2 separate regions of the Homo sapiens genome follow, and region 1 is linked to region 2. A link is an interaction called in ENCODE POLR2A ChIA-PET data of the cell type or tissue named here. Cell type or tissue: IMR-90. All regions are shown on one strand. Links, peaks and the distances in the headings refer to the core of each region. The heading gives the core; the rest is flanking DNA. Region 1 overlaps SF3A3 (splicing factor 3a subunit 3). Region 2 has its middle 47 kb from the start of MACF1.

Region 1 (16,378 bases), core at 3,527-11,526, 1.2 Mb before region 2:
ATTTCCCATTCCAACGCTTTAACTCTCTTCTCAAATGGCAATGTCTCCTTGCACTTTGGGCCAGTTTCCACTAATCAGTGTTTCCAGTTGGCTCAATTAGGTTTAATTATTCACTCACTCTGCTTCAGCTCAGGCCCTGGAGAGGCTGTCCAACTGGAGTCTTATTTTTTTGAGACAGAGTTTCACTCTTGTTGCCCAGGCTGGAGTGCAATGGCGCGATCTCGGCTCACTGCAACCTCCGCCTCCCAGGTTCAAGTGATTCTCCTGCCTCAGCCTCCCAAGTAGCTGGGATCGCAGGCATGTGCCACCACGCCTGGCTAATTTTGTATTTTTAGTAGAGACAGGGTTTCTCTATGTTGGTCAGGCTGGTCTTGAACTCCCGACCTCAAGTGATCCGCCTGCCTCGGCCTCCCAAAGTGCTGGGATTACAGGCATGAGCCACTGCACCCGACCTGGAGTCTTAAATGAAGGAGTGAAGGCACAAGGGAATGAGTTGCACAGGGATGGGCTGAACTAGGAAGGAAAATACCAACCTAGAGTGCAGTGCCACTGGGGTGGGGGTGGTGAAACTTTACTGCCATGGAAATAACCAGGGCAAAAGATTGGTGTGAGGCAGAAGGCTAATTCAAGTTGGGATTTTTTTTTTTTTTTTTTTGAGACGGAGTCTCGCTGTCACCCAGGCTGGAGTGCAGTGGCGTGATCTCGGCTCATGGCAACCTTCGCCTCCTGGGTTCAAGTGATCCTCCTGCCTCAGTCTCCTGAGTACCTGGGACTACAGGTGCATGCCATCACGCCTGGCTAATTTTTGTATTTTTAGTAGAGACAGGGTTTCGCCATGTTGGCCAGGCTGGTCTCCAACTCCTGACCTCAAGTAATTTGCTGCCCTCGGCCTCCCAAAGTGTTTGGATTACAGGCATCAGCTACTGCGCATGGCCTGAGTTGGAATTTTTAAAAGTAGATATATTAGCCAGCCTGCCTCTGCATGGGATGAGTGCGGCACTGGTTCTTGGTAGGTTTTTAGAAAAATAAGATATAAATGTGTAATATAAAGAAAAAGATTAACATTTTTTTAAAAAGTAGATTTATTAAAAAACAGTTGAAGGTCTGAGTGTTGAGAGGCAAATGGGGTCTCTGGGGGATCCTGTCCTGCAGCAGGCCTGACTTTCAGATGACTGTGCTTATAAGGCAGATCAGTGCCTTCCTGGTTGCCTTAGTTCTTTCCATTTCAGACACCACATTTGGATCCTGGGGCAGCTGCTCAACTCTACCCAACTCTACCATGGCTACCTGGGATTGGAGAACATGTGAGTATTAGCTACTTTTACAGTCAAATAGGGATCTTGTAGAAGAAACAGGTAGACAGACCCACCAGTCTCTCATTCTGACCTAGCAAGCTGGTGAAGTCACTGTCGGTCCTAGTTCCCTTGTTTGTTGGGCTGCAGGCCCATTCCAACACAGCCCAACTCCCCCCCCCCCCCCTTTTTTTTTTTTTGAGATGGGGCCTCACTATATCGCCCAGGCTGGTCTCAAACTCCTAGGTTCAAAGGATCTTCTAGCCTCAGTCTCCTGAGTAGCTGGGACTACAGTGCGTGCCACCATGCCTTTTTTTTTTTTTTAATGAGACAGGGTCTCACTATGTTACCTAGGCTAGTCTCAAGCAACCCTCCTGCCTCAGCCTCCCAAGTAGCTGGGACTACAGGCACAAGCCACTGCACCCAGCTCCAACTCCTTTCTTTATGCAAATACAAAAGGCAAACCTTGGTGCGACACTTAGTCCTTAGTAGCAACCCTGGCTCATCCTCCTAGTCTTTCCCTAGTATTTGCATCAATGGCTAACTAAGCTGATGGCAGACCTCATCCTGGGGTAATACTCATTCAGGGAAGCAGCAACAAAGGAGGGTGGGGAAAGAGGTCAGGTCAGATTTACCTAACATGATATGTAGCATAATAGGTGCCCATTAAATCTCAGCTACTAGTAAAGTTGGTGAGGAAGAGGTATGGAGGCGTTAAGACCTGAAGCACTGAGTTGGTCCATAACCCTGGGCTTTAGAACAAGGTCTGGTTTTATTTTCTGGCAGAATCTTTTAAAATATAAAACAGATAAAACACATCTCAACCCTGCAATCTGCCAGCATGCCTTGTTTCTACAAGATGCATGCTAGACCATGAGACTACATAGCAAAGGGTCTTTAAGAGGATTTGGTTGGGAGAAATAGAAAAAGCAGATCTTAGGGAAGCCTGGGCTAGCCCAAAAGCTGAGCTACATCCCTGAACACTAGAGCAGTCCTTGTCTTTTCAGATCCTCGTATGTCTTCTTATTCACAACATTCCCACTTGAGTCTTCATATTCTTCCTGAAAAGGAAGGGGTACACTTTGTTAGACAGCTCTCCTAAAAGAAATGTTTGGAACCAATCTCTAAGTACCTGAGCTCATCCTGGCCTGATTCCATGGCATACTCTGGTACACTAAGATTGGCATTCATCTAAGCCTTTCTCAACTGGGGTTCCACAAGAGAATTAAGTCCCACTGCCCCAAAGCAGCCACCGTGTGCAATGAATTAACTTCTCTCGTAGACATCTAGAATGATATCAGTCATGACCCATCATTAGAGTATCTGAGAAAATAGTTTATTTAGCTCTCTATGTTTAAGATGGGGAACCCTGGTTGAGAAAGGCTGACCTACAACAGCAGTTTTCAAATGGTTCCCAAGAATCCCAGGATTCTGCTCAGAGGCCATTGCAGGGGTTGAAAGGGAAGCCAGGAAGTCTGAGCTTCCCCATGTCCAGGGCAATTCTGCTTGATTCTATTTTATATATCAGAGTACTATATTACAAGTGGAAGAGAGTTTTGCTGCCAAAAAGAAAAAAAATACTGAAAACCACTGACTCAAAAAAAGGGAGGCTATTGTCAGTTACTATGGGACTTGGAGTGAGTCAGTACCATTCCTTACATACATGTCATTCTTGATCTCTGAAACCTGCTGCTTGGGATGACCATCATAAGACCAACAAGGACATCTCCCTGTCGCTATGAGAGTATCATCTCTCATTAGATGCTTTCCTCAAAGGAGATCTAATACATGATACAGAGTCTCGGCATTTTAGTCTATAAATCTCCATGGCAGAACATGAGATTGGGTACTCCCACTTGCCATTTCAACTTTTTTTTCTTTTTTTTTTTTTTGTGAGGTAAGTTCTTGCTCTGTCACCCAGGCTGGAGTGCAATGGTGCGATCACAGCTCACTGCACCCTCGACAGCCTGGGCTCAAGCAATCCTCCTGCTTCAGCCTCCTGAACAGCTGGGACCACAGGCATGTGCCACCACTCCCCGCTAATTATTGTATTTTTTGTAGAGATATGGTTTCACCATGTTGCCCAGGCTGGTCTCCAATTCCTGGGCTCAAGTGATCTGCCTGCTTTGGCCTCCCAAAGTGCTGGGATTATGGGCATGAACTGCTGCACCTGGCCCATTTCAAAATTTGAATGGCAGAATACAATCTGTCTTTTTGTTGTTAAAGAGACAGGGTCTTACTCTGTCACCCAGACTGGAGTGCAGTGGTATGATCATAGCTCAGCAGCTGCCTCAAATTCCTGGGCTCAAGCGTTCCTCCTGCCTCAGTCCCAATTAGCTGGGACTACTAGCATGCGCCACCACACTTGGCTAATTATTATTATTATTATTTTTTGAGAAAGAGTCTTGCTCTGTCACCCAGGCTGGAGTGCAGTGGCACAATCTCGGCTCATGCAACCTCTACCTCCCCAGTTCAAGTGATTCTCGTGCCTAGGCCTCCCAAGTAGCTGGGACTACAGGCGTGCATGGGTGGATCACCTGAGGTGAGGAGTTTGAGACCAGTCTGGCCAACATGGTGAAACCCTGTCGCTACTAAAAATACAAAAATTAGTCGGGTGTGGTGGCGGGCGCCTGTAATCTCAGCTACTCGAGAGACAGAGGCAGGAGAATTGCTGGAACCCAGGAGGCGGAAGTTGCAGTGAGCTGACATTGCACCACTGCACTCCAGCCCGGGCAACAGTACGAGACTCCGTGTCAAAAAAAAAAAAAAAAAAAAAGGAAAAGTCAATTTGTAGATATTGTCACATTCTACTCGCTGCTGCAGTACACCAGGGACCATCTTTCACCTCCTTTCTACATGGTGAGGGAGCTCTCTATCACTTGACACTATCCCTAACACCATCCACATTAGTACCCACCTCAGTGTCAGGCTGCCATCGTTCTGAAGCCTTCTGCAATTTCAGTTTGGCCCACACTGCAGGATGAGAAATGAACAGCAATCAGGATGGACTGAACATCTGTTGGGTATCCAGTGTTATAATCCTCTCTCCCTGCCATTAGGATGCTCCCTAGAAGACTCTGCCTTTGAGATTCTTGCCTACCCCAAACCAGAGTTTTGGTTCTGGACCACCTATAGACAAAACCCTTTCCACTGCAAAATTCATCATGATCTTGCTTTGCTATAAAAGTTGGATCAAATATAACCAAAGACCTCCGAAAACAGAGAAACTGATACTCTTGAAGGAGGTTAATGTGGAACAACCTATGAGAATAATGGGGAAAGTGACTTTACTTTCTTAAAGCTCATAATATAAAAATTCTAATAGTTCAATAACAATCTCTATGAAGGAGAAAAGGTAAAGACATCCAAAAAAATCATTGTAGCTTCAGAAGGAGTGATCAGACAAGTATACACAAGAAAAAAACAGATACAAACCAGGGAAAGAACAACTTGAATCTTTTTTTTTGAGACGGACTCTCGCTCTGTCGCCCAGGCTGGAGTGCAGTGGGGTGATCTCAGCTCACTGCAAGCTCCGCCTCCCGGGTTCACGCCATTCTCCTGCCTCAGCCTCCCGAGTAGCTGGGACTACAGGCGCCCGCCCCCATGCCCGGCTAATTTTTTTTGTATTTTTTAGTAGAGATGGGGTTTCACCGTGTTAGCCAGGATGGTCTCCATCTCCTGACCTCGTGATCCACCCGCCTCGGCCTCCCAAAGTGCTGGGATTACAGGCATGAGCCACTGTGCCTGGCCAACAACTTGAATCTTAAAGTATGGTGTCAGGAAGGTGAACTCTTAGAACAGATGGCTACATGTAATACATAAGACAGGTCCACTGCCAGAGAGGGAAGATAATAAAATATCAATAGATGATGAGAAAACAGAACTTGATTCCTGCGTTTCCACCTTTCCCATCAAGCAGAATAATCTAAACTTGACAAGATTAGAAGAAATATCACAGAGAGACAGTTAAAGCCTAAGATGGGTGAATGAATAGTAAATAAAACAATATATGATAAAATGCTTAGCTCTGCACCTGGCACATAGGTGCTCAACTAATCAACTTTTCCTTCTTTGCTAATTGCTTTAAATGAGCTGAAGTTGGCCAGGCACAGTGGCTCATGCCTGTAATCCCAGCACTTTGGGAAGCTGAGGCAGGCGGAACACCTGAGGTCGGGAGTTCGAGACCAGCCTGATGAACATGGAAAAACCCCACCTCTACTACAAATACAAAATTAGCCGAGCGTGGTGGTGCATGCCTGTAATCCCAGCTACTCAGGAGGCTGAGGCAGGAGAATCGCTTGAACCTGGGAGGTGGAGGTTGGGGTGAGCCGAGATAACACCACTGCACTCCAGTCTGGGCAACAAGAGTGGAACTCCGTCTCAAAAAAACAAAAAAAAATTAGCTGAAGTCTTCAAGCCCAGGTAATATGCACATCAGGAAGGAATGGAGAAGTTATGTGCTTACTATGTGACAGGGCAGGACCCTGTCATATTCTTTGCCAAAGCTCTTCAAGAATCTAACCAAGAATTCAGCCTGGGTGACAAAGCAAGACTGCCAAAAAAAAAAAAAAAAAAAAAAAAGAAAGAAAGAAAAAAAGGCCGGGCGCGGTGTCTCACGCCTGTAATCCCAGCACTTTGGGAGGCTGAGGTGGGCGGGCAGATCACCTGAGGTTGGGAGTTCGAGACCAGCCTGACCAACATGGAGAAACCCCATCTCTACTACAAATACAAAATTAGCCAGGTGTGGTGGTGCATGCCTGTAATCCCTGCTACTCAGGAGGCTGAGGCAGGAGAATCACTTGAACCCAGGAGGTGGAGGTTGGGTGAGCCGAGATCGCACCGCTGCACTCCAGCCTGGGCAACAAGAGCGAAACTCCGTCTCAAAAAAACAAAACAAAACAAAACAAAACAAACAAAAAAAAACATTAGCTGAAGTCTTCAAGCCCAGGTAATATGCACATCAGGAAGGACTGGAGAAGTTATGTGCTTACTATGTGACAGGGCAGTACCCTGTCATGTTCTTTGCCAAAGCCCTTCAAGAATCTAACCAAGAATTCAGCCTGGGTGACAGAGCGAGACTGTCAAAAAAAAAAAAAAAAAAAAAAAAAAAAAAAAAAAAGGCTGGGCGCGGTGGCTCACGCCTGTAATCCCAACACTTTGGGAGGCTAAGGTGGGCAGATCACCTGAGGTTGGGAGTTCGAGACCAACCTGACCAACATGGAGAAACCCCATCTCTAATAAAAATGCAAAATTAACTGGGCATGGTGGTGCATGCCTGTAATCCCTGCTACTTGGGAGGCTGAGGCAGGAGAATCGCTTGAACCCGGGAGGTGGAGGTTGCAGTGGGCCGAGATCGTGCTATTGCACTCCAGTCTGGGCAACAAGAGCGAAACTCCATCTCAAAAAAAAAAAAAAAAAAAAAGAATATTAATAAAGTGCGACCAATCACCTAAATGGCGATTTCCGGTGGCAATTTCAGAGGGCTCTTTCTTAGCTTTTGTACAGTTAAAAAAAAATCATAAATCTAAACCAATGGAATAACTAACATAATAAATTTATAAGTAAAACCCTCTAAGTTAAAAAAAAAAAAAAAATCACTGCGGCCGGGTGCGGTGGCTCACGCCTGTAATCCTAGCACTTTGGGAAGCTGAGGTGGGTGGATTGCCTGAGCTCAGGAGGTGGAGACCAGCCCGGGCAACAAAGTGAAACCCCACCTCTACTAAAACACACAAAAAATTAGCTGGGCATGCTGGCGTGCACCTGTAGTCCCAGCCACTCGGGAGGCTGAGACAGGAGAATCGCTTGAACACAGGAGGTGGAGGTTGCAATGAGTGGAGATCGCGCCACTGCACTCTAGCCTGAGCAACAGAGCGAGACTCCGTCTCAAAAAAAAAAAAAAATCACTGCAACTTAAATGACAGTTCAGAATCTCTTGCTGCAGGCTAAAATCTCCAAGAGAGAAAATAAAAATTTCAAAAGAATGATCTAAACAAGTTAATCCAGGCCAGGAATGGTGACATGAGAATCACTTGAGCCCAAGAGGTAGAGGCTGCAGTGATCCAAGATTGTACCACTGCACTCCAGCCTGGGCAAAGAGCAAGACCCTGTCTCAGAAAAAGAGAGAGAAGACAGGGGCTGGGTTCGGGTGCAGTAGAAATTGAGGTAGAAATAAAACTACAAATGCTATGTGGTGAACCTAAAAAGTTCAAGGGAAGCCATGATGGGTAGAAATAATACAACTAATCAAAAACAGTGGCAATAACAACATTCATAGGGAGAAACTGACTAACCTAGACAGCTAAGTAGATAAATTCTGAAAGTAATACAATTGAAGAATCATGAAACTGCCAATGATAATTCTTTTTTTTTTTTGAGACAGAGTCTCACTCTGTCGCCCAGGTTGGAGTAAAGTGGCAGGATCTCGGCTCACTGCAAGCTCCGCCTCCTGGGTTCACGCCATTCTCCTGCCTCAGCCTCCCAAGTAGCTGGGACTACAGGCGCCCGCCACAACGTCCGACTAATTTTTTGTATTTTTAGTAGAGACGGGGTTTCACTGTGTGAGCTAGGATGGTCTCGATCTCCTGACCTTGTTATCTGCCCGCCTCAGCCTCCCAAAGTGCTGGGATTACAGGCGTGAGCCATTGCGCCTGGCCCTGCCAATGATATTCTTAAAAAAAAAAAAAAAAAAAAAAATTAGAGCCAAGCATGGTGGCTCATGCCTGTAATCCCAGCACTTTGGGAGGCCAAGGCGGGCAGATCATGAGGTCAGAGATCAAGACCATCTTGGCCAGCATGGTGAAACCCCATCCCTACTAAAAATACAAAAATTAGCTGGGTGTGGTGGCGCACGCCTGTAGTCCCAGCTACTTGGGAGGCTGAGACAGAAGAATCGCTTTAACCCGGGAGGTGGAGGTTGCAGTGAGCAGAGATTGCGCCACTGCACTCCAGCCTGGCGACAGTGCGAGACTCCGTCTCAAATAAAAAACAAGAACAAAAACAAACTCTGTATGGCTAAGAGAACACGATTTCTTTCTAGAAAGACTCTTAATGACTAACCCTTAAAAAATTACGTGATAAGTGTGATTTCAAAGAAGGCAGTAAGGCGTTGTGGAAAGAGGAAAGACTGTTTTAAGACACACGTGTTGTAATCCCAGCACTTTGGGAAGCCAAGGCAGGCAAGTCACCTGAGATCAGGAATTTGAGACCAGCCTGGCCAACATGCTAAAACCCTGTCTCTACTAAAAATACAAAAAAATTAGCCAGGCGTGGTGGCGAGCGCCTGTAATTCCAGCTACTCGGAAGGCTGAGGCAGGAGAAATCGCTTGGAACCAGGAGGTGGAGATTGCAGTGAGCTGAGATCACGCCACTGCACTCCAGCCTGGTTGACAGAGCAAGACTCTGTCTTAAAAATTAAAAAAGAAATTAAATGAAATGAAATAAAAAAAGAAGTAAAGAAAAAGGCTGCCATGAAAATGTTAATGGCAGAGAAAGCTACCACTGCGGGGAAAACAGGAAGCCTGGCGGTGGTCCTCTATGTGCTTCAGCAGCACATTCCCTGATATGCACTCCACTTCACTTTCTTCAAGAGGTATTTTGCTGCTGTGTTTCTATAGCCTCAAACACAAGCTTACTGAGGGCACTTCTATTTTTCCCTTTATATCAGTCATTCTCTTAACATGAGCATGGTGGCTCATGCCTATAATCCTAGCACTTTGGGAGGCCAATGCGGGTGCATCACTTGAGGTCAGAAGTTCCAGGCCAGCCTGGCCAACATGGTGAAACCCCGTCTCTACTAAAAATACAAAAATTGCTGGGCGTAGTGGTGCATACCTGTGGTCCCAGCTACTTGGGAGGTTAAGGCACAAGAATTGCTTGAACCCAGGAGGCGAAGGTTGCAGTGAGCCGAGATCAGCCACTGCATTCCAGCCTGGGCAACAGAGCAAGACTCTGTCTCAAAAAAAAATAAAAAATAAAAAAATAAAGTTGGGTGCAGTGCCTCATGCCTATAATCCCAGCATTTTGTAGGGCCAAGGTGGGAGGATCACTTCAGCCCAGGAGTTTGAGACCAGCCTGGGCAACATAAGGAAACCCCATCGGCACAAAAAAAAAAAAAAAAAGAAAATAAACTCAGAATAGTTTTATAAAGCACTTGCTTTCTTTGTCATAAGAAGTCAAGAAATTATATAAGTTAAAGAATCTTAGCGCAGTCCCACTGAAGAGATAATCTCTGTCAATATAAACAGTTTCAAATGACAGGTTGTAGCATGTTGCATGTTGGGCGGGGATCACGCCTGCAATCCCAGCACTTTCGGAGGCTGAGACAGGCAGATTGCTTGAGTACAGGACTTTAAGACCAGCCTGGGCAACATGGTGACACACCATCTTTACAAAAAATACAAAAATTAGCCAGGCATGGTGGCACAAGCCTGTAGTCCCATCAGCTTGGGAATCTGAAGTGGGAGGATCACTTGAGCCTGGGAGGCAGAGATTGCAGTGAGCTGTGATGGCACAACTGCACTCCAGCCTGGGCAACAGAGTTGGAAGCCCAAGGTTCAAGCTGACCAAACAGCTGAACAGCCTGCTAAACATAACTGAGAGTAAAGTGCCTGTAATTTAACAGTGGGGGGTGGGATGGGGGGGTAAAATACCTTACTTCTGTCTAATCAGCCAACAGTGAAATGTGACATAGATCCACTGAAAAGAATATAAAAAGCCGGGATGGGCGCGGTGGCTAACGCCTGTAATCCCAGTACTTTGGGAAGCCAAGGCAGGTAGGTCACCTGAGATCAGGAGTTTGAGACCAGCCTGGCCAACATGCTAAAACCCCGTCTCTACTAAAAATACAAAAAAATTAGCCAGGCGTGGTGGCGAGCGCTTGTAATTCCAGCTACTCGGGAGGCTGAGGCAGGAGAATCGCTTGGAACCAGGAGGTGGAGGTTGCAGTGAGCTGAGATCACGCTACTGCACTCCAGCTTGGGTGACAGAGCAAGACTCTGTCTCAAAAAAATAAATAAATAAATTAATTAATTAAATTAAATTAAAAAAAAAGAAGAAAAGAAAAGGCTGCCATGAAAATGTTAATGGCAGAGAAAGCTACTACTGCTGGGAAAACAGGAAGCCTGGCGGTGGTCCTCTATGTGCTTCAGCAGCACATTCCCTGACATGCACTCCGCTTCACTTTCTTCAAGAGGTATTTTGCTGCTGTGTTTCTATAGCCTCTAACACAAGCTTACTGAGGGTACTTCTATATTTTCCTTTATATCAGTCATTATTTAACACATTAAAATCAATTCAGAAAACTATCCATACAACCATTCAATCAAAATCTTGCATAAAAGGGAGTTCACAGACCCAGGCTAAAAGCCCTGGTTTATACTCAGCACAGAGCTCTTCTCAAAGGAGAAACAATCAGTATTGCCGACTAATTCATTTCTCTTAAAAATGCAATAATTAGCTGGGCACGGTGGATCACGCCTGTAATCGCAGCACTTTGGGAGGCCGAGGTGGGCAGATCACCTGAGGTCAGGAGTTCAAGACCAGCCTGACCAACATGGAGAAACCCGTCTCTACTAAAAGTACAAAATTAGCCAGGCATGGTGGCGCATACTTGTAATCCCAGCTACTCGGGAGGCTGAGGCAGGAGAATCGCTTGAACCCAGGAGGCACAGGTTGCAGTGAGCCGAGATCGCACCATTGCACTCCAGCCTGGGCAATATGAGCGAAACTCCATCTCAAAAAAAAAAAAAAAAAAAAAAAAAATGCAATAATTAGGCGCGGTGGCTCACGCCTGTTATCCCAGCACTTTGGGAGGCCAACATGGGTGGATCACTTGAGGTCAGGAGTTCGTCACCTCAACCAGCCTGGCCAACATGATGAAAGCCCATCTCTACTAAAAATAGAAAAATTAGCTGGGCATGGTGGCACATGCCTGTAATCCCAGGTACTAGGGAGGCTGAGGCAGGAGAATTGCTTGAGCCCAGGAGACGGAGGTTGCAGGAGCCAAGATCGTGCCACTGCACTCCAGCCTGGTGACAGAGTGAGACTCGTCTCAGAAACAAAGGCTGGGCATGGTGGCTCACGCCTATAATCCCAGCACTTTGGGAGGCTGAAGTGGGCGGATCACCTGAGGTCGGGAGTTCAAGGCCATCCTGGCTCACACAGTGAAACCCCGTCTCTACTAAAAATACAAAAAATTAGCCAGGTGTGGCGGCTCATGCCTGTAATCCCAGCACTTTGGGAGGCCAAGGCGGGCGGATCATGAGGTCAGGAGATCAAGACCATCCTGGCTAACACTGTGAAACCCTGTCTCTACTAAAAACACAAAAAATTAGCCAAGTGTGGTGGCGGGCGCCTGTAGTCCCAGCTACCGGGAGGCTGAGGCAGGAGAATGGCATGAACCCAGGAGGTGGAACTTGCAGTGAGCCGAGATCATGCCACTGCACTCCAACCTGGGCGACAGAGTGAGACTCCGTCACAAAAAAAAAAAAAAAAAAAAAAAAAAAAAAAAATTAGCCAGGTGTGGTGGCACGTGCCTGTAGTCCCAGCTACTCGGTAGGCTGAGGCAGGAGAATCGCTTGCGCCCGGGAGGCAGAGGTTGCAGTGGGCCAAGACTGCACCATTACACTCCAGCCTGGCGACAGAGCGAGACTCCATCCATCTCAAAACAAAACAAAAAAACACAAAACAAAAAACAGAAATGCAATAATTATACAACTGTCCTAGATTTTACATATCCACAACCTACTGCCTTTAACCCTGGATACACAGGGTATTAGGATGCTGAATTGAAGGAGTAGAGCCATTTGTACTCGCCTAGGAGACAGTAAATAAATCTTACTTACAGGAGACAGCATCTTCAATCTGTGTCACATTAGCAAAGTGAGCAGTGTTTGGGATGCCCAAACACCTCATGCCATGAGCATGACGCCATTCCTGGGAGAAGAGAGAAGCAAAAGGATCATGTGAAATGGGAATAGCTGAACACAGAGCACTAACTCCATTCTACTCATAAATCCTAACATGGCCCTTTGCAAGACTCCACCTAAAGGTAGCATTCCTTTTGTGATTCATGTTTGTAAACAGCTGGCTGTGACTGACAAAAGGGTGGTATTTCAAAGCAGCACTGCATTGTTTGCCTCACTGGGTTGGCTTGTAAACCTAGATTCTAGACCCAGTAGTCTTATACATAAAACCTCTGGGTCAAGATCACAGAAAAACATCACAACTCTCACTACATCTCCCATATTGCAGGAGAACTTACCAAAGCCCCAGCAACTCCAAACACCTGCATGAATAGGGGTTACTAATGGCAGGTCAGCATCATCTTTGTAGGTAAAGGAGAAGACTTTTATTAGGCACAATGATGTGGTGAGGAGAGAGCAGGGAGATTATACACTGACATGATGGCAGTTTTAACTAAGGGATGGTAAATGGCATGGGCTTTATCCTGGATGCCAACTCCAATCATTGTAGGAGGTGCTGAGAAGGATTCAGAACTCACTCATGGGCTCAGCAAAAAAGACCCATTATCAATTAGTAATATGTATGACTCAGAGAGGGGGAGAGGAGTTCATATAAATTTGTCATCCTTGGTCTAGCATAAATGTTTTCCTTTCTGTAAAATTTCCTTCCAAAATCTAAGAACTCTAAGTAGAGCCCACTTAGAGGTGAGCCCACTTACAGCAGTATCATCCGGACAATACCCTGTCTCAAGAATGGCTTGATAAATATCAGCCCCTTCATTTTTTATTTTCTCAAGAGGCAAAGATCCATTTAAGATCTGAAAGAGATCAGTCAGCCCTATTTTTTATCTTGAGTATTAGCAATGGGGTAGAGAAATAACCAAGAAGTCAGAAATTGGTCTAAAATGCTAGCAGAAAGACAAAAACAGAGAAGTTTAAGAGCAGGCAAGAGAAAACCAAATAAGGTTCAAAGAGTGGTGCGGTAGAATTCCTCCAGAAACTATCTCAGGTATTTAAGACTAACATTGGTGCCAAAAGTCAAATGCCATGGGCTTGATTTTAAAACCATCCTTCTCTGATTCCCTTCAGCTCTGGACACCAGTGGTCCACATAGGCTGCTCCTACTCTTTTCTCTAAAAGTCTCATGTTTTTACTTCAATTCCCAGGAAAAATGGCTCTGAATTCCTTACAGCAAAGTGTCGCTGGAAGGCTTTGGGCCCTCGGTAGGTGTAGTTTCCACAAATCTCACAGTTGTAGTTGATATTTAGGCCATGAAGCTTATACAGCCAGTAGGGAATAGGCTAAAAAAGAAAAAAACAAAACAAAACCAAGAAGTGTTAGCCTACTAAACTCTGTATCTGTTTCCAAAATGGGGAATGGGGAGAAAGTGGTAGTGCTGAGACTTACTTTGCCATCCCAGCCAAGTGGCAGGTTTTTGGGGTTGTAAATGATCTCGTTCTCTTCATCTTCACTCTCACTCTCACTGATCTGCTCTTCTTCCTCTTCTTCTCGCTCTTCTCCTGTCCTGGCTTGCTTGCGCTGTACATTTTCATGAGTGAGATGTCGCTGTTCCTAAAGCAGGTCCATAAATGAAAAGTCAGAAAAAAGTAGTGCAGAATAAGAAGGGAAATTTCCTGTTTTCCTGTAACTTTTGCTGACCCCTTACTTCCAAGGATAAGGTTCTTTCTTACAGAATAAAGGAAAATCTTGCCTTCATATCAGAACTCCTTATCAGCAGGCTCTACCTGATCCCAAAGAAAAGAGTCAAAGGTTTTACATCACTTGCCTAATTACTCATCTGAGGCTATTATAGAACAACAGAAAACAGTCTCATCTATTCTGACTCTAAAATATTTCCTGGCTGGGTGTGGTGGCTCACGCCTGTAATCCCATCACTTTTGGAGGCTGGGGTGGGAGAATCACTTGAGGCCAGGAGTTTGACATCAGCCTGGGCAACACAATGGGATCTCATCTCTACAAAACATTTACAAATTGGCTAGGCATGGAGGTGTGCACCTGTGATCCCAGCTCTTTAGGAGGCTGAGTTAGGAGGACTGCTTGAGCCCAGGAGTTTGAGGATGCAGTGAGCTCTGATCCCGCCACTGCACTCCAGCCTGGGCGACAGAGTGAGACTCCTTCTCAAAAAAAAAAAAAAAAAATATGCACACAATACAGGAGCACCCAGATTCATAAAGCAAGTCCTCAGAGACCTACAAAGAGACTTAGACTCCCACACAATAATAATGGGAAACTTTAACACCCCACTGTCAACATTAGACAGATCAACGAGACAAAGTTAACAAGGATATCCAGGAATTGAACTCAGCTCTGCACCAAGCGGACCTAATAGACATCTACAGAACTCTCCACCCCAAATCAACAGAATATACATTCTTCTCAGCACCACATCACACTTATTCCAAAATTGACCACATAGTTGGAAGTAAAGCACTCCTCAGCAAATGTAAAAGAACAGAAATTATAACAAACTGTCTCTCAGACGACAGTGCAGTCAAACTAGAACTCAGGATTAAGAAACTCACTCAAAACCGCTCAACTACATGGAAACTGAACAACCTGCTCCTGAATGACTACTGGATAAATAACGAAATGAAGGCAGAAATAAAGTGTTCTTGGAAACCAATGAGCACAAAGACACAACATACCAGAATCTCTGGGACGCATTTAAAGCAGCGTGTAAAGGGAAATTTATAGCACTAAATGTCCACAAAAGAAAGCAGGAAAGATCTAAAACTGACACCCTAACATCACAATTAAAAGAACTAGAGAAGCAAGAGCAAACACATTCAAAAGCTAGCAGAAGGCAAGAAATAATTAAGATCAGAGGAGAAGTGAAGGAGACAGACACACAAAAAAACCCTTCAAAAAAAATCAATGAATCCAGGAGCTGGTTTTTTGAAAAGATCAACAAAATTGATAAGACCGCTAGCAAGACTAATAAAGAAGAGAGAAGAATCAAACAGACGCAATAAAAAACGAAAAAGGAGATATCAACACCGATCCCACAGAAATACAAACTACCATCAGAGAATACTATAAACACCTCTACACAAACAAACTAGAAAATCTAGAAGAAATGGATAAATTCCTGGACACATACACCCTCCCAAGACTAAACCAGGAAGAAGTTGAATCCCTGAATAGACCAATAACAGGTTCTGAAACTGAGGCAATAATTAATAGCCTACCAACCAAAAAAAAGTCCAGGACCAGACGGATTCACAGCCGAGTTCTACCAGAGGTACAAAAAGAGCTGGTACCATTCCTTCTGAAACTATTCTAATCAATAGGAAAAGAGGGAATCCTCCCTAACTCATTTTATGAGGCCAACATCATCCTGATACCAAAGCCTGGCAGAGACCACAACAAAAAAAAGAGAATTTTAGACAATATCCCTGATGAACATCGATCCAAAAATCCTCAATAAAATACTGGCAAACTGAATCCAGCAGCACATCAAAAACTTATCCACCATGATCAAGTTGGCTTCATCCCTGTGATGCAAGGCTGGTTCAACATACGCAAATCAATAAACGTAATCCATCATATAAACAGAACCAAAGACAAAAACCACATGATTATCTCAATAGATGCAGAAAAGGCCTTTGACAAAATTCAACAGCCCTTCATGCTAAAAACTCTCAATAAACTAGGTATTAATAGGATGTTTCTCAAAATAATAAGAGCCATTTATGACAAACCCACAGCCAATATCATACTGAATGGGCAAAAACTGGAAGCATTCCCTTTGAAAACTGGCACAAGACAGGGATGCCCTTTCTCACCACTCCAATTCAACATAGTGTTGGAAGTTCCGGCCAGGGCAATCAGGCAGGAGAAAGAAATAAAGGGTATTCAATTAGGAAAAAAGGAAGTCAAATTGTCCCTGTTTGCAGATGACATGATTGTACATTTAGAAAACTCCATTGTCTCAGCCCAAAATCTCCTTAAGCTGATAAGCAACTTCAGCAAAGTCTCAGGATACAAAATCATGTGCAAAAATCACAAGCATTCTTATACACCAATAACAGATAAACGGAGAGCCAAATCATGAGTGAACTCCCCTTCACAATTCCTTCAAAGAGAATAAAATACCTAGGAATC
Region 2 (16,378 bases), core at 5,213-13,212:
ATTGATTTTGGGAGGAAAGATACGGATTCACTTTTAGTAATTTCAGTTCTGTTTGCTGTGACATGCTCCGGTGGAAATGTTCAAGCACTTGGCACTACAGAGCTGCAATAAGAAGAGAGCCAGGGTTCAGTCATCCCAGCCCGATATTTAAAGTCCTCCATAATTGCCTCTCTAGCCTCCTCTCCAACCACTTTCTCACTTCTAAGCCAGACAAAACTGTCTTAATCTTATCCCATTGTTCACCACCTGCCTCAAAGCCCTGTAGGAAGTCTTCTTTGATCTCTCCACTGGAAGTTAGTTCCAGTTTTCTAAACTTAATGCTAGTTGTATTTTTTTTCCATATCATTTGTATTATACTTTAACATCCTATTTGTATGTATGCATTATTTTCTTCTACAGGATTTTAAACTCCTAGAACCTGGGACTATATCATGAACTTTTTTTTTTTTGGAGACTGTCTCCCTCTGTCACCCAGGCTGAAGTGCAGTGGTGCAGTCTCGGCTCACTGCAACCTCCTGCACTCAAGCAATCCTCCCACCCCAGCTTCCCAAGTAGCTGGGGTTACAGGCGCATGTCACCATGGCTGGCTAATTTTTTTGTATTTTTACTAGAGATGGGGTTTTGCCATGTGCTCAGGCTGGTCTCAAATTCCTGAGCTCAAGCGATTCGCCCACCTTGGCCTCCCACAGTGCTGGGATTACAGGTGTGAGCCACCGTGCCTGGCATAAACTCTTTTTTGTCTCTCACATTACTAGTTCTGTATTTTGCACAGTGTCAAAAAATATTTGGTGATTTACAAAGTAAATGGAATCTGCTTAAAGTAATGGTAATAATACAGTGGATTATTGTCATTCTACACCTAATACCTACTAAATGTTAACATTATTTTATGTGCATTTTCCTCTTTATTTTTCTTAAATACTCAAACATATTATGGGAGGGGGAGTGGAAAACAAAAGATGTTAAGTGAGAATCCCCTTTCACAGCCGTGTTCTTTGTTTCCTCCAAGATTCTTGAAGAATGGTATATACCTGCCTTTTAGCTTCCAACCCTCTCTGCTACACTGAAATTGCAGTTGTCAAGGTCACCAGTCACCTCCTAATTGCCAAATCCAATGGTAAATTTTCAGCTCTGATCTTACTTGACCTTTCTGTGGTACTTGACACTATGAAACACTCCATTCTCCTTAAAAGTTTCTCCTTCCCTAACCTTTTGTGATTTTATCCTCTCCTGATTTTCTTTCTTCCTCATTTTCGTATTTATCTTCCCTTTGTTCACCTTTAAAGAAAGATACTTTCTAGGATTTTGTCCTTGGCACTCTACATAGTTTTCATGAGTGATCTTATTTGTACTCATGGCTTCAACTGCTGTGGTGACTCTGGGCCAGTTTTCTCTTCCGAGCTCCAAGATTTTATCTCTGAGAGCTAGAGGACTTCTTTTGGATATCCTGTAGGTGTCTTTGACTCAACATGTTCCAGATGAAACCCTTCACTCTGGCAAACCTGCTTTTCTCTCTCTTACTCCTTACTTTATTTAAGGTACTATCTTCTATCCAGGCACACAAATGAGATATTTGGGAATCATTTGATAATCTTCCTTCTCTTTGTCCATACACCCTACCAGACCCCAATTCAAATAAAACAGCGATCAAATGCTGTATAATTTCGTTTCAAATCTGTGTCCTTTCCTTTGTTTTGATAACAGTAGTACTTTCTTAGTTCAGATTCTGTATCTATAGTGTCCTAATTGGTTTCCTCCCTTCCTTTTCGTTACTGCCAGAATGCTCTTTCTAAAATTAAAATCTGATTATAAAAATAGTCACTCGGAAGCCCTTGCAATGGGTTTCCATTGTCTTTGGGGTGAATCTGGTTTCTTTAGCATGGCATGCAAAGCTTTCATTTCCTGCCATTATTCTTCCGAAGTAGAAAGCACCCTACATTCTAGCCATATTAAATTGAGTTGCTTAAATGCTTCATGTTTGCTCATGTTTCTACTTTGTTTCCTCTGTCTGAAACACCCTGTTCCCCTCACTCTTAATTCTCTGTGGCCCTGAGGTCCCAGTTCAAGCATCATCTCCTTTGGAAATCCTTACCTAGGCCACTAGGCTTCCTTTTTGCTTTGCTTCTGTATATCTTTATCTGCATTAGTTGTACCATATTATGTGTTAGGTTACTTGTTTGTCTCCCTTACTAGATTATAAGCTGAGAGAGGAAAGAGACTGAGAGCTCTTCATTTCCATCAGTGCTCTACAAATTTGGCACAGGGTAGTGAATAAAAAACTGCTTGTTGAGTATATGAATGATTAAGAAGGGTATGTGTTCAGTGGCAGTACTGGGATCAGGATTCAGAACTCACATTCTTGTCTTTTATAAAATATATATATTTTTTATTTTTTTTTAAGACGGAGTTTTGCTCTTGTTACCTAGGCTGGAGTGCAATGGCGCAATCTCAGCTCACTGCAACCTCCACCTCCCAGGTTCAAGCGATTCTCCTGCCTCAGCCTCCCAAGTAGCTGGGATTACAGATGCCCACCACCATGCTCAGCTAATTTTTGTATTTTTAGTAGAAATGGGGTTTCACCATGTTGGCCAGGATGGTCTGGATCTCCTGACTTTGTGATCCGCCCACCTTGGCCTCCCAAAGTGCTGGGATTACAGGCATGCAACACTGTGCCCGGCGTGCACAGTGTATATCTTTAGGTAAAATTCTTAAATGTGAATTGCTGTTTCAAAAGGTATGTGTACTTGTAAATTTGATGGATAATTTGATTCATTGCTTTAATTTTTTTTTCTTTTTTAAACTCCATGGAATATTTCTAGTCACATTGCTGTAATTGTTAATTTTGTATATTTCAAGCATATAGACAAGTACAGAAAATGTATAGCAGATACATATGTACCCACTACTTTTTAAACAGATGTTGACACCCTCATTGACGTTCTCCCTGTTAGGTGCTTTTAGCACTTCCTCAACATTGTGATGTTCTCCCACAGAATTTTATCTTAGACGTCACAGTAAAAAAGTTCCTCAGAATTCATACACTACCATTCTGGAGGTGCCACCATACATTCTATCTTGGACTTTCTTTTTAAATATAGCCTCATTGTTAGCAAAAGGCAGCTTCAGAGGAAAATTCCGTTATGTTATTTTTGGTGTCTGGAATCTGACTTTTGAAAAATGTTTATTTTGCCTTCTTCCTCTACTCAAAAGCAACAAAAGAATGCTACCAGAACTTTATCACAAACCAAGTGACTTAAACAAATTAAAAAAAAAAAGGCAGTTGGTGGCCTATGTTTCTAGAGACTTGTTTGATTTGCTGGCAGAACAGCCCAGGTGAGTTGAGCCAGTAAGCACTTTTCTTCCACTAGGTTTTTCAGAATAACCAAATGTAGTTCTCCTAAGCAGGCACTGATCTTTAGCTGACTTAGTGGTGCAGCTGTATCCTCTGGGTTTTGATGGAGTTGATGAGAGAAACTGTTCTTGCGGGTGGTAGGAAGCTGTTGACCTGACCTCTGTTACACCTGACTGTTTCAATATGCCTTTGTGGAAATCAATTTCCTACCCTTCCATCTCTCTGCTAGAGATCTATAACCTTGTTCCAGTGGAAGGTGACTCTTACCTCTGATCTTTTCCTAGGTCCTCAGAATGCCTGGCAGTGAGGCTTTTAGGTTATTTTGGGATTTTATAAACTGAGAGGGGAACCTTAGTCTCAGGTGGGGCTAGAATCTGAGGTCCTATAGGTACAGATTTATCCTAAAAGCAAGTGTTTTTGCCTTCTCTCTCAGTTGCTCAGTGCTTCTTACCTCATTTGATCTCTTAGTATTACATAAGCACCTTAGGGAGGAAAGGACTCAAAGGAGCCAACCATTTCTCCTTGGACCCACAGCCAAAAAGAAAAGGCTCAACGAGAGTGAGCTTATTCGAGGGTCTGTAGCCTAAAGCATGGGCTCTTTTAAAGCCTCTTGTTGGGCCGTGAAGCATAGGTCTAATCCACGTGAAGTAATTACCCAGGCCTGGGGTGGCCACAGGGTGAGCAGAGCTCTTCGTACCCTTTTTGCCAGACCTACACTTAATTTCCTTTAAAGCCTCACTTGGTCTTGCCATTTCAGCCCTTTCCTTCGAAGTATGAAGCCTGACTTTTTTTGTCTTCCTTTCTTCAGCCCTGCAGAGGCAGCTGTGGCCCTGGGGACAGCCCTTTCTTCAAATGGCAAACTCATTTTCTGTCCAGCAGACCAGAAGGACAAGGTGTAATTCAACGCTTCTCTCCACCAGACACTGCTGCCAGGGGGAGACAATGAAGAAAGTGATCTTTGTTGCTCCCTGAATAGGTCCCTGAACCTGGCACCTGCTTTTGTTACTGGCTCCTTAAGTCACTGGAGACATTTTTGCTGTTTCCTGGGTTAGCAGCTGCTTTGGGATAATAGTAGCAACTGGTTGTCAGGATGTCAGTTCTGCCTCAAAGAAAATCAGTGTATTTATATGAGGAGAGTTACCTTTTCTGTTCTTAAATTTCTTCAGGGTTTGTCTGAAGAGTGAGCAGTTGGAAGTCAGCTGTGCCCTTAGTTTGATGACCCCATGACCCTCATCTTTGAATCTGAGGAGACACTGCCATTTCTACTATCCAAGTACTAACCAGGCCTGGCCCTGCTCAGCTTCCAAAATCAGACGAGATCAGGCGTGTTCAGGGTGGTATGGCCGTGGACGAGACACTGCCATATTTTTTTCGTCCTGCTCTCCCTCTGGTGAGACTCTGAGTTCTGGGTTCTAGCATGTAGGTCAGTGCCTCCTACCTGGTAAGCATTCAACAGATATATGTGGGATGAATGATTGAATGAATTCCTTGATCTTGCTGTCCAGGTTCAGTTTCTCTGACACTGATACGTGGGTGCTCTATGGGAGGGGGACCTTTGTTTTTAGGAGAAAGATTGCTTCAAAGGAATTATGGAAGGTGTTGATTTCTAGGGGGCTTTGGGGGAACTATGGGAACTCTAAGATATGATTCGTTCTCGCCTCATTGGTCTAGATCTTTCTCCTCGATAGTAACTGTCTGCTGACAGACTTGCCCTGTTTCAGGAGCAGTATCCTGAACCTGACTCATCTGGGCTCTGTCCTTGAGCAGGGTAAGGGATTTTTTTTTTTTAACAGCCATCCTGTCACTGTAGATTCAGAAGCCCTCAGGACCACATCTCAGGCACTGTAGTCTTGGACTTCCTGATCTGGCTGCATTCAGTCAAGTTCCACTCAGCTCTTAGGTGTCTGTGCCTTTGTAAGGGCTGTTGGAGACAGAAGGGCTTTTTTTCCGCTTTGTCAGCAGCTGGCCAGAGAATGCCTATTAGTCTGCCAGATCCTAAGTCTTTCACGTTTCCCTGTCTGTGTCTGGAACTTAGGGCAGAATCTCTTACCACCTGAGGTTACATCTCACTATTTGCCTTTGTGGGACCCATTGGAGGATAAAAGATGAATAGCCATGAAAGGCATGCAGAGTTATTGAACTATGGTTCTTTGAAATGCTGTGACTCTGAGGAAAGATCCCTGGTCTCCAAGAATACAACTGGAGCCAGACCATTGCACCACCACCCTCCTTTCCCAAGAGCCTCTTTGGAACCATCACTCATTCCATAGTTCCAAACATCCTTGTTTTTGTTTAATTTTTATCTGATAAATGTTATGAAACAATTTTAATGGTGAAACACACAGAGGAAATGACAAACTAGCATGTGTTGTCTTTTAAATGCACTTAGTTCAAGTGGTTAAGTCAGTTGTTCCTGTTGTTAGATTGCTGTTGTGTAGTCGACTTTCCTTCTTTAGGTGGGAAGAGTCTCTGAATAGACTTTAAAAAAGCAAAAGGAACCAGCTCTTCTTTAGCTGATTGATCATTCCTTTACATCTGACTCTTTTCAGCACTTAAATTCAGATTGTACTATGCTGATTGCTTTCAGATCATGACACAGAAGAGGTCTTAAGGTCATTTCAGGAGTTCTTTAGCTGAGGTCCATGTGATACTTCTCCACTTGTAAACAAAAGTTTGTATGTAGGTAAATATGTATATTTTTATAGGGAAAAGTATCCTTAGTTTTCATCAGATTCTCACTGGAGTTTATGACCTAAAAATAGTTAAGACTTAGTATTTTATTTATTTATTTAAGATGGAGTTTTGCTCTTGTTGCCCAGGCTGGAGTGCAATGGCACGATCTTGGCTCACTGCAACTTCCGCCTCCGGGTTTCAAGCAATTCTCCTGCCTCAGCCTCCCAAATAGCTGGGATTACAGGGGTCCACCACCGTGCTCGGCTAATTGTTTTGTTTTTTTTTTTGAGATGGAGTCTTGCTCTGTCGCCCAGGCTGGAGTGCAGTGGCGCGATCTAGGCTCACTGCAAGCTTCGCCTCCCGGGTTCACACCATTCTCCTGCCTCAGCCTCCCAAGTATCTGGGACTACAGGCGCCCGCCACCGCACCCAGCTAATTTTTTGTATTTTTAGTAGAGATGGGGTTTTATCGTGGTCTCGATCTCCTGACCTCGTGATCCGCCTGCCTCGGCCTCCCAAAGTGCTGGGATTACAGGCGTGAGCCACCGTGCCTGGCCTATTTTGTATTTTTAGTAGAGATGGGGTTTCACCATGTTGGCCAGGCTGGTCTCGAACTCCTGACCTCAGGTGATCCACCTACCTCAGCCTCCCAAAGTGCTGGGATTACAGGCATGAGCCACCACTCCTGGCCTATGACTTAGTATTTTATAAGAATTTGGGGGCTTGGCATGGTGGCTTACGCCAGGCCCCCAGCACTTTTGGAAGCCAAGGTGGGATGATCACTTGAGTCCAGAAGTTCGAGACCAGCCTGGGCAACATGGTGAAACACTGTCTCTACAAAAAATACAAAAATTAGCGAGGCATAGTGATGTGTGCCTGTAGTCCCAGCTACTTGGGGGGCTGAGGTGGGAGTATCGCTTGAGCCTGGGAGGTCAAGGCTATGGTGAGCCAAGATTGTGCCACTGCACTCCAGCCTGGGTGACAGAACAAGACCCTGTCTCAAAAACAACAAAAAAAGAATTTGGGGCTCCTGCCTCATATAACTAGTTAGTGGCAAAGTTGAGATAGACTCTGAAATCCTGGGATTGACTCTACAAGAATCTATATTTGTGTTTTTTACTATATCCTACTGTCTAATTTACGGTCTTTAAGCACTAAACTCCTTTTTAACCTGTTAATCTTGCCTATCAAGTTGCATTTTGAGAAAAATGAACCATGTATTTGTGTTTCTCCATAACTCCTAATACTCACATCTGCACAAAGTAGTACCTTGCTGGTTCTGTTGACTGACTAGTAGCATTGGAAGGCACAAAAGCTTGGGTTGGTTATTACTTTCCCTTTCCATTATCTTTTTTTTTTTTTTTTCCTCTAAGTTGGGGTCTTGCTCTGTCACCCAGGCTGGAGTGCAGTGGCGCAATCACAGCTCACTGTAGCCTCAACTTCCTGGGCTCAAGTGATCCTCCCACCTTAGCCTCCCCAGTAGCCAGGACTACAGTCATGGGACAGCACACCTAGTTAACATTTTTAGTTTTTGTAGAGATGAGGTCTCACTATATTGCCCAGGCAGGTCTCAAACTTCTGAGCTCAAGCAGTCCGCCCACCTTACCCTCCCAAAGTATTGGGATTACAGGTGTGAGCCACCACACCCAGCCCCTTTCCATTATCTTAGCAGCTGTCACAATTATTTAGCCTGATCTTTTTAGGTGGGCATACTCCCTTTTCTCTCTGTTTTTACAATGCTACTTACACAGTTTCTCCACCTGCATCCAATCTGTAATTGGGAGTTTTGCAGAGCAGTGTATTTGGTATGCTGTGAACTCTTCCCTAGGTCACCCAATGGCATCTTGTGAGCCAGGTTGTCTGAAAAACTTCAAATCTTGGTGGCAGTGTGGTGGGTGTATCTCCCATATGAGGGATTGTTCCAGGGATCTGACTCAATTGACAGCTCCTGAATTTCTAATATGCCAAGGCTTTTGTGGTAAGATGAGCAAGAATTTTTCAAGCTCAGATTTGGGGAACATAGCTTCTTGCCATGCTATCTCATTGGCATGATGTGTGACTTTTGGGCAGATTACTTAACCTCTGTCTATTTACTTTTTCTTTTTTTGAGACAGGGCCTCACTTTGTCACCAAGGCTAGAGTGCAGTGGTGTGATCTTGGCTCACTGCAGCCTCAACTTCCCAGGTTCAAGCGATCCTTCATCCTCAGCTCCCCAAGTAGCTGGGACTGCAGGAACGTACCACCACACCCAGCTAATTTTTTGGAGTTTTTGTAGAGACGGGGTTTTGCCATGTTGCTCAGGCTGGACTTCTGTCTGTTTTCTCATCTGATAATGAAAAGTTGCAATTATTTTCACAAGATACTTTCAAAGATGAGTCTAATAATGCAGATGAGCCATTTTGAGTTCCTTACAACAAAGATGCTGTGGAAATTTCAGGATTTTCCCCCTTTAGTTATAATATGGGTAGCTTATCCTAAGAACCTGTGACTATTGGGATGGTCATCTTTTTGAGGCCAGCAGTAGAAAGAAATTTGCAGTAGTGACTGACACATTAAAGCAACCCCGAAACAAATCAGAGTGAAATAGTGTCCTGGAGTTGGGGATATGTGGGTGATATCTGGGCTGCATTTTCTCTCTAGGTATCCATGGAGAGGGTCCTGTCTCCCTGAATGGTTGTGCTTTCAACAGTTAGGGAATGAGCTTGACAGTTTCTGCTTCTTCCCTCCCCTTGCCTTGAACTGCCTTGATATGCAGTGCCTCCTCTGTTGTGTGGCTGTATTCCAGTCCGTAAACATGACTGCTGTAAGGAGAGTACAGAGTATTGTTTATTTTGTAAAACTTGTCTCATTGCCATGTAATATTTGCTCAAGAGCTCCTGTTGTGGTGATATTCTTGTGGTGAGCATGGCCCTTTAAAGATTTTGTTCTCAAATGTTAAATGAGCCCCTGACTGGTGTCCTGAAAAGCATTTAAGCTTCTCTCCCTAGAGTTTAAGCAAGAGGAGCAGTAATCCCAGTGGAGCCTGGGCTGGGGTCTAGAGAGAAGGTGGCAGATGAGGTGGCAGATGACAGGCAGGGGCGGTTGTGGTCCCGTAGCTCATTTGCACAAAGGAGGGGCTGGCCTCTCCTGGGGAGGTATTTCCGCTCACTGGAACAAATGAGGGCGCTCAAAAGGCTGTAATGTAATGAGGCTTCTCTGGTGACGTCACTTGTAAATGTGGTCAAAGTCCAGTTCTTGGGGGCTAGTAGAAGCGGGAGTAGAGATCATTCGGTTTGCATGCTTTCACTTCTCAGCTGTCACTGTGCCATGGTGCCTACTTTCAGCCAGTGAACCAACTCAACTGGGCCGGGCATGAACGCTTACAAGTATCAGAAGTTCCTGGAGGGACTCAACAACCTTAGAGGTATTACAAGGCTTCAGGCTCCCTACCCTTTGTCCTTGCTGATCGTGTGAGCACTTATTATGGTGTGTATTGTATAGGGTCTGTAAAACCCTCCTGCTCTGAGCTGGCCCTATTTTTTATGCGTTTAGGCAATTAAACAGAAGGGATAGAGTTTGTAAATGCAATCCTAAGTGAGTAGGAGAGAATCTCCTTAGGTACTTCAGCAACAGCCTGTTGTCTTGCTTGAACGGACAAGTAAGAAATGTCCCCTGTATTCTTGAGCTCAGAGGGCTCAGGGCACTCCCTGTTTTCTTTGAGGTGGCCAGACAGTGTGGGTGGAGGGCTCTTGCCATAGGGCCCTGCAGCCTCACCTAGGTGTAGTTATGTTTCTTGGGCCAGGTTTTCCAGTTGCTTGTGTCTACAGTGAGTCAGAGTCCCATTTGGAGAGAACTGGAGTTGGGAGTGGGGAGGAGGGTGGAGGGAGGAATGCAGGTTGATGGGCTATTTGTAAGCCCATTGTAAAGTAAGCCTTTGTAAAGAGTAAAACAATGACTTTGAAAGAGGAAGCTTTTTATTAAAGTTTTAAAGGAAATAGTGTTTTCTTTGCATCATGGGCAAATTCTTCACTGACCAGACATGAGAAGAATGTACTCAGATGTGATGTAGGACTCTTTTTGGATATTAAAGAGAAAAATGAATGAAATCTTTTTACTTTCCCTTCTCTAATTAATAAGTGGTTTTATTTCCATTTGCAGAGGAGGGTGCTTAAACCATTTTTCTTTCATCAGTAGTTAGGATTCTGGACCCAGAGCAACCATGGGGTGTGGAGAGAGTGGGAGGGGGTAGAGGGAGGAAAGGAGTAAACTGGGTTTTTTCAGGGATGAGGAAAGTGGCAGACAGGGTGTGGGCAGGAGATCTGTACTCCCTTCTTGCCAGGGTATGTAGATGTTTTACTTTCTTTCACTATCTGTTGAAGAACTCTGGTTCTAAGAAATATATATGGAGAGCTTTGTATGCTATAAAGGGATATACAGGTCGGGCATGGTGGCTCGCACTCGTAATCCCAACACTTTGGGAGGCTGAGATGGGAGGATCGCTTGAACCCAGGAGTTCTAGACCAGCCTGGGCAACATAATGAGACCCCCATCTCTACAGAAATGTTAAAAAATTAGCTGGGCATGGTGATATGCACCTGTACCCTTAACTACTTGGGAAGCTGAGGTGGAAGGATCACTCTGAGTTCATCTTAGAGGTACAGAACCCAAATAACACAGCAAAGAGCCCCAGAGTCTGGAGTGAGAAGAGTGCTGCTCTCTGGTGCTAGAGACCATGTGAAGAAGGGAAGAATACCCACATCTGACTAAGCATATGTGTAAATGCACCTTCCTCTCTGAGACAAAGAGCTGTAGTATGGGGCTTTAGAGTGAAGGTAATAGATCTTTTCTCTCCACACTACTACTCACCTTGAATGGAGTTCTGTTTTCTAATCTTTCATTCACTATTGTTTGCTTCATTCACTTATATACACTGTATAATAGTCTTTATAGCATAAAACATACAATATATAGCAGTTTCTCTTGTTGACCCAAAGAAAGGATCAGATTTAAACTCTTCTTTGCTCCTGCAACCTGAGTCTTTTTCAGGTGGGAGAAGTTCCTGGAAAGAGGACATGTAGTTTTTTTGGTTTAGTCCTTATCATTTTTTGGAATGTTGCTATAGGTCTTAGACAACTATTCCCCCAATTCTGGGCTGCCAGGCAGAGAGTTAGATACAAACCATTGCCTTTGTCAAATCCTCCTGTGGGTTGAGTTTCACCCACTGTGCCCCCTGATTAAGGTGAATGGTTACTTCCCTTCTTCTTTTCACTTAATATCTTTGTGTATTCCAGAAGGGCTGATGGAAAGAGGTAATTGGCTCCCCTCTTCATTTAGTTACTGACTGTTGCTTTTCTTGGCATGGTTCAGCTTGTAGACATTCCTCCATCTAGTGGGTAACTGTTGAAGGGAATCCAGTGGGAGAATAGAGACATTGTACAAGTTTTTGAAGTTCTGATCCCCAAATTCCTATGAATTTTTGGTGTTTTGATCCAGAATTGGGGTGCAATATTTTCCACTGCTCGTGCTTTTTCTGGAGGGCTTTAACTTATATTTCTCAAGCCTGTCAAAAACCTTAGTTATTGGGGTGATTTCTGGCCAGATGGACCTCTCTCATGGGTATGACAGGCTGAACTATTGGCCCGAGTCCTGATTTTTGGCAGAGTCCAGACCTGTGCCATGACTGGGATAAGTAGGTAATTAGGGATTAATTAGGGAAGCAGAGAGGTAGGTGAAGTAGAGTGGTGAGAAAGTGGTTCACTAGCCTTTACTAAGAAAAATTTATGATAGGACTATGAGATAACTGACTTTTAAAACAGAAATATAATGGCCAGGTGCAGTGTCTCATGACTGTAATCCCAGTGCTTTGGGAAGCTGAGGCAGGAGGATCAGTTGAGGCTAGGAGTTTGAGACCATCCTGGGCAACAGTAGCAAAACCCTGTCTCTAAAAACAAGCAAACAAACAAAAAAACAATACAAAAACTAGCCGGTGGCTGGGCACGGTGGCTCACACCTGTAATCCTAGCACTTCAGGAGGCTGAGGCGGGCGGATCACAACGTCAGGAGTTTGAGACCAGGCTGGCCAATATGATGAAACTCCGTCTCTACTAAAAATACAAAAAAATTAGCCAGGCGTGGTGGCGGGCGCCTGTAGTCCCAGCTACTCAGGAGGCTGAGGCAGGAGAATGGTGTGAACCCGGGAGGCAGAGCTTGCAGTGAGCAGAGATCGTGCCACTGCACTCCAGCTTGGGCGACAGAGCGAGACTCTGTCTCAAATTAATTAATTAATAATAAAATAAATTAAAAAAAAAAAACTAGCCGGGCATGATGGTGTGCGCCTATAGTTTCAGTTTCAGCTACTCAGGAGGCTGAGGTGGGAGGATTACTTCAGCTGGGGGTTTCAAGGCTGGAGTGAGCTATGATCATGCCACTGCACTACAGCCTGGGTGACAGAGTACACCCTGTCTCTCTGTCTTTTTTTTTTGCAATCTCCGCCTCCCGGGTTCAAGCAATTCTTGTACCTCAGCCTCCTGAGTAGCTGAGATTACAGGCATGAGCCACTGTGCCTGGCTAATTTTTTGTATTTTTAGTAGAGATGGGGTTTCGCCATGTTGGCCAGGCTGGTCTCAAACTCCTGACCTCAAGTGATCTGCCCGCCTTGGCTTCCCAAAGTGCTGGGATTACAGGCGTGAGCCACTGTGCTCGGCCTCTGTCGCTTAAGTAAATAGATAGATTAAAAACAAAAAAGAAGTATACCCCAACATACCTATGTAATTTTACCCTTCTCTTCCTTTGCATATACTGTCTTATTTCCTCTGCCTGGAATCCCATTATTTTTTTCTCTTTGTACCAAATTTCTGCTCATCTTTCAATGCCTAGCTCAAGTCTCACTTTCCTTCCGTAAGTTTTGTTTTTGTTTTTGTATTCCCAGTAGAATTATTCTCTCTCCCTCATCTATGTTGCCATGGCACTTTAAACATACTTGTTTTAGAGCATATCACATTATGTTTTAGTTATTTTATTAAACATTTGATTTTCCTGCTAGTCTTTACTGCTTGGTCAAGTTTTCTATAACTTTCATAGGCTTCAGTTTTTTCATTTGTAAGAAAGGGGATGATAGAATTTACTTTACAAGATGTTGTGGGGATTAAATGAGATAGTGAATATAACATCTGATGCAGACTAGGAGCCTGATAGATGTTAGCGATACTGTTTCTAAAGGCGGGAACTGTGTCTCATTTATCCTTGAGTCTCCTTTACCTAGCATAGTGCCTGGCACATAGTAAGCATAAAAAGAGTATTTGGGGGAATTGAATTGAACTAAACTCATATATTTAAATGTCCTTCAGTAGTCACCATAGGAGGTTAAAAAAATATTCTAACAATGGTGCCTATGCTGCATACTTTTATTTAAGCATGCTTTTTGTGGGTTTTCTCTTCAGTGCCAGGTTATGACCCTCATAAGAAACTCCATAGTCGCCGGGCATGGTGGCTCACGCCTGTAATCCCAGCACTTTGGGACGCCGAGGCTGGCGGATCACGAGGTCAGGAGATCCAGGCCATCCTGGCCAACATGGTGAAACCCCATCTTTACTAAAAATACAAAAATTAGCCGAGTGTGGTGGTGCGTGCCTGTAGTCCCAGCTCCTCAGGAGGCTAAGGCAGGAGAATCGCTTGAATCCAAGAGGCGGAGGCTGCAGTGAGCTGAGATCATAGGTGAGCCTGGGTGACAGAGCAAGACTGTCTCAAAAAAAAAAAAAAAAAAAAGAAAAGAAAAGAAAAAAAGAAACTCCATAGTCATTTTATAGTCATACCTAATTTTTGGTCAAAAGATGATATTACCCAAGACAAAATTAAACCCAATCTCAAAGAATGAAAATGCACTACTATTGAAAACATTGGAAAGATGGTACTACTAGTCTGTAGGTAGTTCCAGATGAGGGGTTCCAGGTATTTTGAACAGCAACAGTATTGTTGAATAAGTGGAAAAAGTGACTACTGAGAAAGAACATGGTCCTTTTTGGTTCTCTTAGTTCTGATACATTTGTCAGATCATGTTTCTCATTATCTTAGAGCTTTACTTGGGACATCCACTTAGTCTGCCTTCTGAGAAGCCTGTCCCCTGTTACCACATACAGTCAAGCAGGACAAGCTTTCACACCCCAACATACACCCTCAGAGAGTGAATTCTTTTTTTAAGGGGGTGCTTTTTTCCCCTCTTCAACTTGGCTTGGAAAAAAGACTTTTTTGACTTTTTTTCTGATGTTAAATGATGGACTACATTGTCCTTATAGAAAGCAGGGAAAAATAAACTAATAAAATCACCGAAATCCTACAAATTACTAGGCTCATATTTTGCTGTATTTCTGTCATCTTTTCTCTATCCATGTGTATATAATGTTGCTTTTATATATATCTGTTGTTGTAGTTCTCTGTCTTGCTCTTTATTATTTTGTGAGCATTCTTTATACCTTTATCTACATCATGATTTTTTACAGTTTTATGGAATTCCATCAAATGGAAGGTTCATTTATTTAACATACTCCAGTAGCGGGGCATGTACATTGCTAATTTTTCACTGCTATGATAACGAACATCCTTGTAAATAAATTTTTCTGTGCATTTCTGATTTTTTTTAAGGATGGATTTCCACAAGTGGAATCACTGGGTCTTAATACATATATTCAAAGCTCTGGATGTTGGCTTTTAATTTTATTTCACTTTTAAAGGCTACTGAGGGTAACAAGAGGCTATCTGTAACACTGAATACCTCTCTGATAGCTCTTGGCCCCTTGTCCTCTAGGGATGGCCCTGTCTTCAGGCTTAGTGGCCAGTTGGCTCAGATGTTTTATTATCCAGTTAATTTCATGGTAGAACAGGGGCCAAGTGGCCTTCTCACTTAGTCAGCAGCTCCCATCATGTCATCATCATATCACTGCACTGCTTTACTCTGAAGCTTTTCTCACAGCAACTCTAGGCATTTAAATAGCTTCATTGATCCTTCCAACCCTAGTACCCTTTTCTCTTGTAGTGGTAAGGGACCCATTAATGTTGATTGGGAAACTGCAGTAGCAAGAATGACCATCAATATTGTACAGGAATCCCACATTGGAACCCTGGATTGGTACCAGATTGAGATTCTCTTTGTTTTCTTGCTGTTACTGAGCTAGCACCGAGGTAATAAATTGGGCCAGCTTAATTTGATAAAATAGGTTGACAAACTTTACTGTGTCAACACACCCCTGCTTTGGTAGATTTCTGCCTCTGGAAGAACTAGAACTGGTGCTGTGTTTTAAATCAATGTATTACAGCCAAGTGCAAATCAGCTTCTGTTATGTGGGACTGATAGCCTTAGAGTAGAATTATAGACTTGATGAGAGTACATCCTTGTTTCTGACTTGGAGTGGACATCCTGGAGCAGATAACGTGAGGTTTTGTAGCTGATGATAGACTGGGGATATTTGGAGGTTAGCTGGAGAACTGAAAGAAGGCACATGTGTAGGACTTTGTGTGTAGGGGGCCAATAAGAAAGTCTCTGCAGCAGTTAGGATAGTGGAAAATGGCTTGAGTCACTGACAGGCTTGCGTCCTGCATCCTTCATAGTGAGAACTGTGTGCCTTTCCCATTCCCAGAGCCCTTAAGCAAAGCTGTCATAAAAGGGCGATTCTCTCCACTGCAGGGAATCTGGAAGTCTGCATGCTTCTGGGGTGAGGCCTGTCAACACCTTTTACAGCACTAGGCACCTAGTAGACCATGTGCTTATTTGGATAGTTGATAGTTTTGTCCTGTTAAAGTTTTTTCTCTCCTTAATTGTATACTTTTTAGGCTTACTGCATGTCACTGGGCTAGAGAGGGTCATCAGCACAAACTCACTTTGGGGTTGGTTTCAGTTGCTGCTGTTTTTGCAATGTGTATTTTTTTTGTTACAACTGGAGATGGTTGTTATACGATCCCTATTTCTCAAAGAGTGAGCCTGTATAGCTAACAAGCATACAATACCATTTTCCCCTCATCCTTGATTTTGTTTTCTTGTCATGTAGGCATTAGTATTGAAAGGTTAAGGCCTTCATCCTCACTATGCTGCTGTGGTTTCTATTGGTTGTTGGAGAAACCCCAGGCTGATAATACTACTTTTATGTTGATTACTCATTGTAACAACTGTGGGGATGGTACTTTCAATGAATACCAGTTGTTAAATAGCATCTTTTGCTCATTGTGGAATGGCAGGAACCTTTTGGACTTCTTGGTTTGAAATCCTTTGATTTGGAAGATCACTTTTTTACAATCTGTTATCAACTTAATTGCCTCACTCCCTGATCATGTTCCATGTTTCCTGTTGCATTTACTGGAAGTCTCCATCTCCTTCCTTCCTTTCATT

The links. ChIA-PET counts read pairs that join two places held together with the same protein. Peaks named below come from ENCODE experiments on the same cell type or tissue, not always from the same donor. Only the 100,000 strongest peaks of a DNase experiment are listed, where the experiment ranks them.
Region 1: POLR2A ChIA-PET joins it to region 2 with 13 read pairs; 2 of 35 experiments call an interaction of 5 or more read pairs at or near these places.

Annotation. Positions count from the first base shown.
Region 1 is chr1:37,955,911-37,972,288 of GRCh38, forward strand. SF3A3 (splicing factor 3a subunit 3) reads right to left here. Exons shown (of 17, transcript NM_006802.4): 13 at 13,661-13,825; 14 at 13,444-13,554; 15 at 12,134-12,224; 16 at 4,210-4,265; 17 at 1,065-2,353. The coding sequence ends at 2,276. Among named protein-coding and RNA genes, the nearest start is that of INPP5B, 17 kb to the left of the region's middle. In IMR-90, for the core only: no CTCF peak of the experiment used is centred there; no DNase peak of the experiment used is centred there; H3K27ac peaks cover 168 bases.
Region 2 is chr1:39,149,594-39,165,971 of GRCh38, forward strand. It overlaps a transcript of MACF1 not described here and the pseudogene RNA5SP44. Among named protein-coding and RNA genes, the nearest start is that of MACF1, 47 kb to the right of the region's middle. In IMR-90, for the core only: a CTCF peak has its summit at 11,405 (motif pointing left); DNase peaks (open chromatin) are centred at 5,448, 8,848 and 9,218; H3K4me3 peaks cover 1,212 bases; H3K27ac peaks cover 3,757 bases.